Linked DNA regions of Homo sapiens: region 1 is linked to region 2. The links are chromatin contacts, found by Hi-C or POLR2A ChIA-PET in ENCODE. All regions are on one chromosome and are shown on one strand. Each heading gives the region's core, a stretch centred on a gene start or an enhancer-like site at or near the end of the contact. The rest is flanking DNA. Distances are from core to core; before and after follow the strand shown. Region 1 overlaps DNAH2 (dynein axonemal heavy chain 2). Region 2 overlaps DNAH2 (dynein axonemal heavy chain 2).

The links. A loop is a pair of places that touch in the nucleus more often than their neighbours do. ChIA-PET counts read pairs that join two places held with the same protein, here RNA polymerase II (POLR2A). Pooled maps may share reads with other maps.
Region 1: a loop to region 2 is called in a map of PC-9, with 2.7 times the contacts of the local background. The contact joins two enhancer-like sites. A Hi-C loop is called at or near these places in 8 of 168 maps with a recorded cell type or tissue (CD14-positive monocyte, GM20431, PC-9 and 5 more), 2 of 37 single-sample maps with no recorded cell type and 3 of 50 pooled maps. POLR2A ChIA-PET finds 5 or more read pairs at or near these places in 7 of 52 experiments (AG04449, CD4-positive, alpha-beta T cell, PC-9 and 4 more).

Annotation. Positions count from the first base shown.
Region 1 is chr17:7,802,196-7,806,036 of GRCh38, forward strand. It overlaps DNAH2 (dynein axonemal heavy chain 2), which reads left to right. Exons shown (of 86, transcript NM_020877.5): 59 at 2,061-2,271; 60 at 2,763-2,879; 61 at 3,057-3,198. Among named protein-coding and RNA genes, the nearest start is that of KDM6B, 30 kb to the right of the region's middle. Within about 2 kb of position 1,921, at least 3 of the 41 ENCODE cell types and tissues checked have a DNase peak (open chromatin) inside an H3K27ac peak, as active enhancers do.
Region 2 is chr17:7,766,053-7,769,695 of GRCh38, forward strand. DNAH2 (dynein axonemal heavy chain 2) reads left to right here. Exons shown (of 86, transcript NM_020877.5): 22 at 266-429; 23 at 1,848-2,009; 24 at 2,112-2,215. Among named protein-coding and RNA genes, the nearest start is that of DNAH2, 50 kb to the left of the region's middle. Within about 2 kb of position 1,464, at least 2 of the 41 ENCODE cell types and tissues checked have a DNase peak (open chromatin) inside an H3K27ac peak, as active enhancers do.

The DNA of each region.
Region 1 (3,841 bases), core at 671-3,170, 37 kb after region 2:
ATGTCCCCCTCAGCCGCTCTCCACACCCTCTTGGCCCTTATTTTCTGGCATGAAGTTTCTCTGTCTTTTTCTGACCATAATATAACTGGAACATTGCCATAATATACCCAGTCCTTTCCTGTCTGCCTTTAATGTCTTCTAGACTTTCTACCTGTATGAGATAGAAAAAGCAAAGTGTTTTCCCTACTCTCTCACTCAACACAGTACAGTCCCTCAGCATCCGTGGGGGATTGGTTCCAGGACCTCCCACGGATACCAAAATCCACAGATGCTCCAGTCCCTGATATAGAATGGAGTATCTGCATGTAACTTATGCACGTTCCTCCCATATACTTTGAATCCTCTCTAGATGAGTTATAATACCTAATACAATGTAAATGCTATGTAAATAGTTGTTATACTGTATTGTTTAGGGAATAATGACAAGAAGAAAAAGTCTGTACATGTTCAGTGCAGATGCAAATTTTTTTGCAATTTTTTTTTTTTTAGACGGAGTCTCGCTCTGTTGCCCAGGCTGGAGTGCAGTGGCGCAGTCTTGGCTCACTGCAACCTCTGCCTCCCGGGTTCAAGTGACTCTCCTGCCTCAGCCTACCTAGTAGCTGGGATTACAGGCACGCGCCACCATGCCCAGCTATTTTTTTTTTTTTTTGTATTTTTAGTAGAGACAGGGTTTCACCATGTTGGCCAGGCTGTTCTTGAACTCCTGACCTCAGGTGATCCTCCGGCCTTGGCCTCCCAAAGTGCTGGGATTACAGGCATGAGCCACCGTGCCCAGACTTTTTTCAAATATTTTTGATCCTCTGTTGGTTGAATCCACGGATGTGGATACGGAAGGCTGGCTGTACTTCACTTCTGACACCAGATGTGGTGGGGATTTTCCCCACCCAAGCAGTTCTCCAGGGGACACTGGCTGGGTGTCCTATGATATAACTCAAGTCTGAAATGGTCTACCTGGAGTTAGAGTCAGATCGCACAGGTGGAGGGCTCAGTCCCACAATACACCCGCCGCTTCTGATGCTAACCGAAAGCCCAGTGTTTTACCTGTGTTTCTGCCTGGCCGGTTATAAATCAAGGGTTCCCACCACCCCCTTGTCAGGTTCAGTTAATTTGCTAGAGTGGCTCACAGAACTCAGGAAACACTTCACCTACTATTGCTGATTTATTGCAAAGGATATTTTAAAAGATACAAATAAGGCTGGGCACGGTGACTCACGCCTGTAATCCCAGCACTTTGGGAGGCCAAGGTGGGCCGATCACTTGAGGTCAGGAGTTCAAGAACAGCCTGGCCAACATGGTGAAACCCTGTCTCTACAAAAATACAAAAATTAGCCAGGCATGATGGCGGGTGCCTGTAATGCCAGCTACTGGGGAGGCTGAGGCGGGAGAATCATTTGAACCCGGGAGGTGGAGGTTGCAGTGAGCTGAGATTGCATCATTGCACTCCAGCCTGGGTGACAGATCGAGACTCCGTCTCAAAAAAAAAAATCAGAAATTGTGGGGCAGGTGCAGTGGCTCATGCCTGTAATCCCAGCACGTTGGGAGGCTGAGGTGGGAGGATCACTTGAGGTCAGGAGTTTGAGACCAGCCTGGGCAAAATAACAAGACGCCATCTCTACAAAAAAAGAAAGAGAGAGAGAGAGCAATAAATTGTTGCAATACTGGGCCCACATTCATTCCCATAGGGAAAAAAAACCAGGCTGGAGCTGAGGGACGGCTGCCTGCCCTGGGCCAGCCCACCTGCCTGTTCCACAGTGGGAAACAGAGGAAGATTCTCATGTAGGGGAGGTGGTGTGATGGAGACTGTTTAACAAGCTGATTCTGGTAGTGGTGTGTAGAACAAACCAGAGGAATGAGAGCCTGAAATCAAGAAGAGCCCTTGGGAAGCTGTTGGCAATGACCCAGGCAGGAAGTGATAGAATCCCGACCAGGATGGTGGGGGTAGTGTTGGTGGCAACAGAAAGGAAGGCGGACTCGAGACACACGGGGAAGGTGGACCTTACAGGACACCGCGCTTTCCGGAAGCCCCGCCTCTCCACACCCTGTCCTATTCTTTCCCCCAGGTTGCTGGGAGAAAAACGGCAGGAGCTGCTGGCCCAAGCCAATAAACTGCGGACAGGCTTGTTCAAGATCGACGAAACTAGGGAAAAGGTGCAAGTGATGTCGTTGGAGCTGGAGGATGCCAAGAAGAAGGTGGCTGAGTTCCAGAAGCAGTGTGAGGAGTACCTGGTCATCATTGTGCAGCAGAAGCGGGAGGCAGATGAGCAGCAGAAGGTCCAGGGCCCACGCCCACCCCCCGTGCCCCACTCCCACCAGTGCCGGCTACTGCGTCAGGGAACCCATGTTCCCCCCTTCTTAAATTTTCTTTAGTGACTGGGTGCAGTGGCTCACGCCTGTAATCCCAGCACTTTGGGAGGCTGAGGCAGGAGGATCACCTGAGGTCAGGAGTTCGAGACCAACTTGGCCAACATGGTGAAACCCTGTCTCTACTAAAAATACAAAGATTAGCTGGGCGTGGTGGCGGGTGCCTGTAATCCCAGCTACTCGGGAGGCTGAGGCAGGAGAATCGCTTAAACCCTGGGGGCGGAGGTTGCAGTGAACTGAGATTGCACCACTGCACTCCAGCCTGGGCGAAAGAGCTAGACTCCATCTCAAAAAAAAAAAAAAATTCTTTAGCTTTCTCTTTCATCTTTTCCACCAACACCGTCACTCCCACCTTTGCCCAAGGCAAAGACAAAAAACCCTTGTCCTTTTTTCATCCCTAGGCCGTAACAGCCAACAGTGAAAAGATTGCAGTTGAGGAAATCAAGTGTCAGGCACTGGCTGACAATGCCCAGAAAGATCTAGAAGAGGCACTGCCCGCCCTGGAAGAGGCCATGCGGGTACCAGGGGCGGGTGCAAGGATGGGAGCCAGGAACGCGAGGCCCCGGGGAAGGGAATGGGCCAGTCTTCTTTGTCCTCAAAGACTCTGGGGAAGTGGGAAGAAGAGGTGGCACCTCAGCTAGGTTCTGTCTCCAGAAGGTCCTGTCTTACCCTCACTTTATCCCCTTTTCCCCCAGGCCCTGGAGTCTCTGAACAAGAAGGATATAGGAGAGATCAAGTCTTATGGACGGCCCCCAGCCCAAGTGGAGATAGTGATGCAGGCAGTTATGATTCTTCGAGGCAACGAGCCCACATGGGCAGAGGCCAAGAGGCAGCTAGGTAAGCTAGAGACAATGAAATCAATGACTTCCACTCACCCAGTGTTTATTGATCGTCGGCTGTGCAGCAGACACTCAGAAAGATAGGGATGGATGAGGCATTGTTCTTACCCTCAAGAGCACAGGGCCTAGTAGAAAGGAGACCGCATGAATATCAGTTAAGGTTCTTTGGTTGTGGGTCGAGTGTGGTGGTTCATGCCTGTAAACCCAAGCTTTGGGAGGGCAAGGTGGGCAGATCACTTGAGCCCAGGAGTTTGAGACCAGCCTGGGCAACATGACGAAAACCCATCTCTACAAAAAAAAATGCAAAAATTAGCTGGGCATGATGGTGCATGCCTGTAGTCCCAGCTACTTGGGAGGCTGAGGCAGGAGGATCGTTTAAACCTGGAAGGCTGAGGCTGCAGTGAGCCGAGATTGCGCCATTGCACTCCAGCCTGGGAGACAGAGCCAGACCCTGTCTCCAAAGAAAAAAAAAGATTATTTAGTTGTTACTGGTATTTTCTGACTTTTTACAAAGTTACCTATTTCTTTTCACTAAAAAGAGAAAAAGAAAAAACTACATTTCTGATTGCTTTTATAATTATTAAATATGAAATTTTTAAAAAGATTATTTGGTTGTAAGTAACAGAAAACAGCTCATCTTA
Region 2 (3,643 bases), core at 214-2,713:
AGGTGTGAGCCACCGCGCCCGGCCCGCATTTCTACTTTTCTTATCCCGACTTCCATATTCCATCTGTTCCTGACTCTCAAGCCACATTTAGGAGTTTTTGCTAAGATTAACCGTTATTCTTTCAACGCGTTCCCTCTTACTCTCCTTCCCTTCCCTCTCTCACGTGAGGAGAGAGGTGAGATTTGCCCACAAAGAGATAGGAGAGCCATGGCTGTCCTTGCCAGACGTGAGCGGGAAGCTGAGCTTCATCCTGAATCCTCCACAGGCCATTTCACCAGCAACGTGGGATACATGTCTGCCTTAGACCAGATTACACAAGTGCGGGCCATGCTGATGGCCATGCGGGAAGAGGAAAATAGTCTCCGAGCCAACCTGGGCATCTTCAAGATCGAGCAGCCACCCTCCAAGGACCTTCAGAACCTGGAGAAGGTGGTGTGCTGAGCAAGGACCCTGTGGTCACTGTCGATAAGGGGCAGGGACAGGAGAATGGGTCCTTAGCGCCCACAAAGGCAGTGGGAAGGGAGAGGAGCTCACAAGGAGCTTTTGTTTGTTTCAGTTGAGGTAAAATTCATACAACAAAATTAATCCTTTTTTTTTTTTTTTTTTTTTTTTTGAGATAGAGTCTTGCTCTCTCACCCAGGCTGGAGTGCAGTGGCACAATCTCGGCTCACTATAACCTCTGCCTCCCGGGTTCAAGCGATTCTCATGCCTCACACTCCCGAGTAGCTGGGATTACAAGCATCCACCACTATGCATGGCTAATTTTTATATTTTTAGTATAGAGATGGGGTTTCACCATATTGTCCAGACTGGTCTCGAACTCCTGACCTCAGGTGATCCACCTGGCTCGACCTCCCAAAGTGCTAGGATTACAGGTGTGAGCCACCACGCCCTGCCAAAATTAACCATTTTGAAGTAAACAATTCGTGACGTTTAGTAATTCATACCACATCTATCTAATTCCCAAACATTTTTATTACCCTAAAGGAAACTCTGCCCATTAGCAGTCACGTGCATCCCCCGTCCCCCGCCCCAGTCCCCCGTCCCCCGCCCCAGTCTGTTATGAGCCTGTTTTCCATGTGTATGATTCCCCTATTCTGGACACTTCATACAAATGGAACCATTTGTATGATAATACGTGGCCTTTTTAATCTGGCTTCTTTCGCTTAGCATAATGTCTTCAAGGTTCATCCATGGTGTGGCATGGATCAGTACTTTTTTAAATGGCTGAATATTCATATTTGAATATCGCATGAGTTTACCACATTTTGTTTACCATTCACCAGTTGATGGACATTTGGGTTGTTTCCACCTTTTAGCTAAAGGGAGTAGTGCTGCCATGAACACGCGTGTACTTGTATTTGTCTGAACACCTGTTCCCTATTCTTGTGAGTGTAAGCCTAGGGGTGGAATTGCTAGATCATATGGAAACTCTATGTTTAACTTTTTGAGGAGCTGCCAAGCCATTTTCCACAGCAGCTGCACCGTTTCACATTCCCACTAGCAGTGTACAAGTCTCCCTATTTCTCCATATCTCCGTGCCAACACTTATTTACCTTTTTTTTTTTTTTTTTGGTTCTAGCCATCCTAGCGGGTGTGAAGTGGCATCCCACTGAGGTTTTGATTTGCATTTCCCTAATGACTCATGACATTGAGGATTTTTTCATGTGCTTGTTCCTTGATAAGCTCTTAAGGCAACAGAGTGGAGAAAAATATGTGGACTGAGGAGGCCGCTGTATTATCTAGAGGGGAAGCTTCACAGAGCGAGAGCAGCGAAGGGCCTGGGCGTCCGTCAGGGAGGAAGAGGGCAGGTGCCACTTCATGCAACGCGCCTTTCTGCCCTGTAGGAGCTCGATGCCCTCCAGCAAATCTGGGAGATCGCACGAGACTGGGAGGAGAACTGGAATGAGTGGAAGACTGGCCGGTTCCTGATCCTGCAGACGGAAACCATGGAGACCACGGCCCACGGGCTGTTTCGTCGCCTCACAAAATTAGCCAAAGAGTATAAGGTGGGGAGAAACGGCGGGGAGGCGGAAGAGAAGCTGGTGGAGGATCTGGGTCTGTTCCCAGGGAGGTCGTCGGGTCTTCTCATGCCCCCAACTTTTGCTCAGGACCGAAACTGGGAAATTATTGAAACCACTCGCTCAAAAATAGAGCAGTTCAAGAGGACCATGCCTCTCATCTCAGACCTGCGGAACCCTGCCCTTAGAGAGAGGTGAGGCTTCTCCTCTGCTCCGGGGTGTCCACTCTGCCCCGCTGGCCTGCGCCACCACTTGGTCCCTCCCATTCTCCTCTCCGCAGTGTTCACAGCCCTCTCTTCCCCTCTGTCCACAAATGTATGTCTTTTTCTCTTTCCTCTTTTTAACATTTAATTTTGATGGACGCATGAAAATTGCATACACTTTGGTGTACAGCATAATGTTTTGAAATATGTACACATTGTAGAATGGCTAAATTGAGCTAATTATCATATGCATTACCTCACATACCTATTTTTTGTAGTGAGAGTACTGAAAAGCTACTCTCAGTGATTTTCAAGTATACAATAGATTGTTATTAACCATTGTTGCCGTGATGTACAGGAGATCATCCCTCTTGTCTAACTGAAATTTTGTGTCCTTTGACCAACACCTCCCGAACTTTCCACCTACCACCCCCAGCCCCTGGTAACCAGCACTCGACTCTGCTTCTGTGAGTTCAACCTGTTCAGACTTTACATATGACATATGAGTGCGATCATGCGGTGTTTGTCTTTCTTCGCCTGGCTTATTTCGCTTAGCATAATGTCCTCCAGGTTCTTCCATGTTGTTGCAAATGACAGGATTTTCTTCTTTCCTGAGGCTGAAGAGTATTTCTTTGTATATATACACCACATTTTCATCCTCCATTCATCGCTTGATGGACACTTAGGGTGATTCCACATCTTAGCTATTGCAAATAGTGCTCAGCGAACATGTGGCGCAGACACCAAGCCTGCCACTGTCCTCTGCTTCTTGCACTGTCTCGGGTCATCCAGCCTTGCTGGCTTCTTGTTCTCTGACCCCTGCCCTGGGGCCTCCCTCTCTCTGAAAGGGAGTTGTCTATCATGACTAAGTCTTATGTCTTTTTTTTTCCTTTTTTTGTGGGGGAGACAAAGTCTCACTCTGTTGCCCTGGCTGGGGTGCAGTGCTGTGATCTCGGCTCACTGTAACCTTCACCTCGCGGGTTCAAGCAATTCTTGTGCCTCAGCCTCCCAAGTAGCTGGGATTACAGGCACCTGCCACCATGCTCTGCTAATTTTTGTATTTTTAGTAGAGATGGGGTTTTGCCATGTTGCCCAAGATGGTCTTGAACTCCTGGCCTCAAGTGATCCGCTCGCCTTGGCCTCCCAAAGTGCTGGGATTACAGGCATGAGCCACCGTGCCCGTCCCGCCTTATGTCTTTTGTTATACAAAAGATTTTATTTTGAGGTAGCCAGAAGTATAACTTTCTTTCTGTATGGTTTTTGCCTTTGTGCCTTGTTTAGGAAGACCTTTCCTATCCCAAAGTTACAAATACATCCTCTTCATTCTTTCCTCTAATGCTTTGTGTTTCTCAGGTTTAACTCTTTTAATTCATCTGGAATTTATTATATGGCAGAGGATGTATCTCAAACCATTGGGGA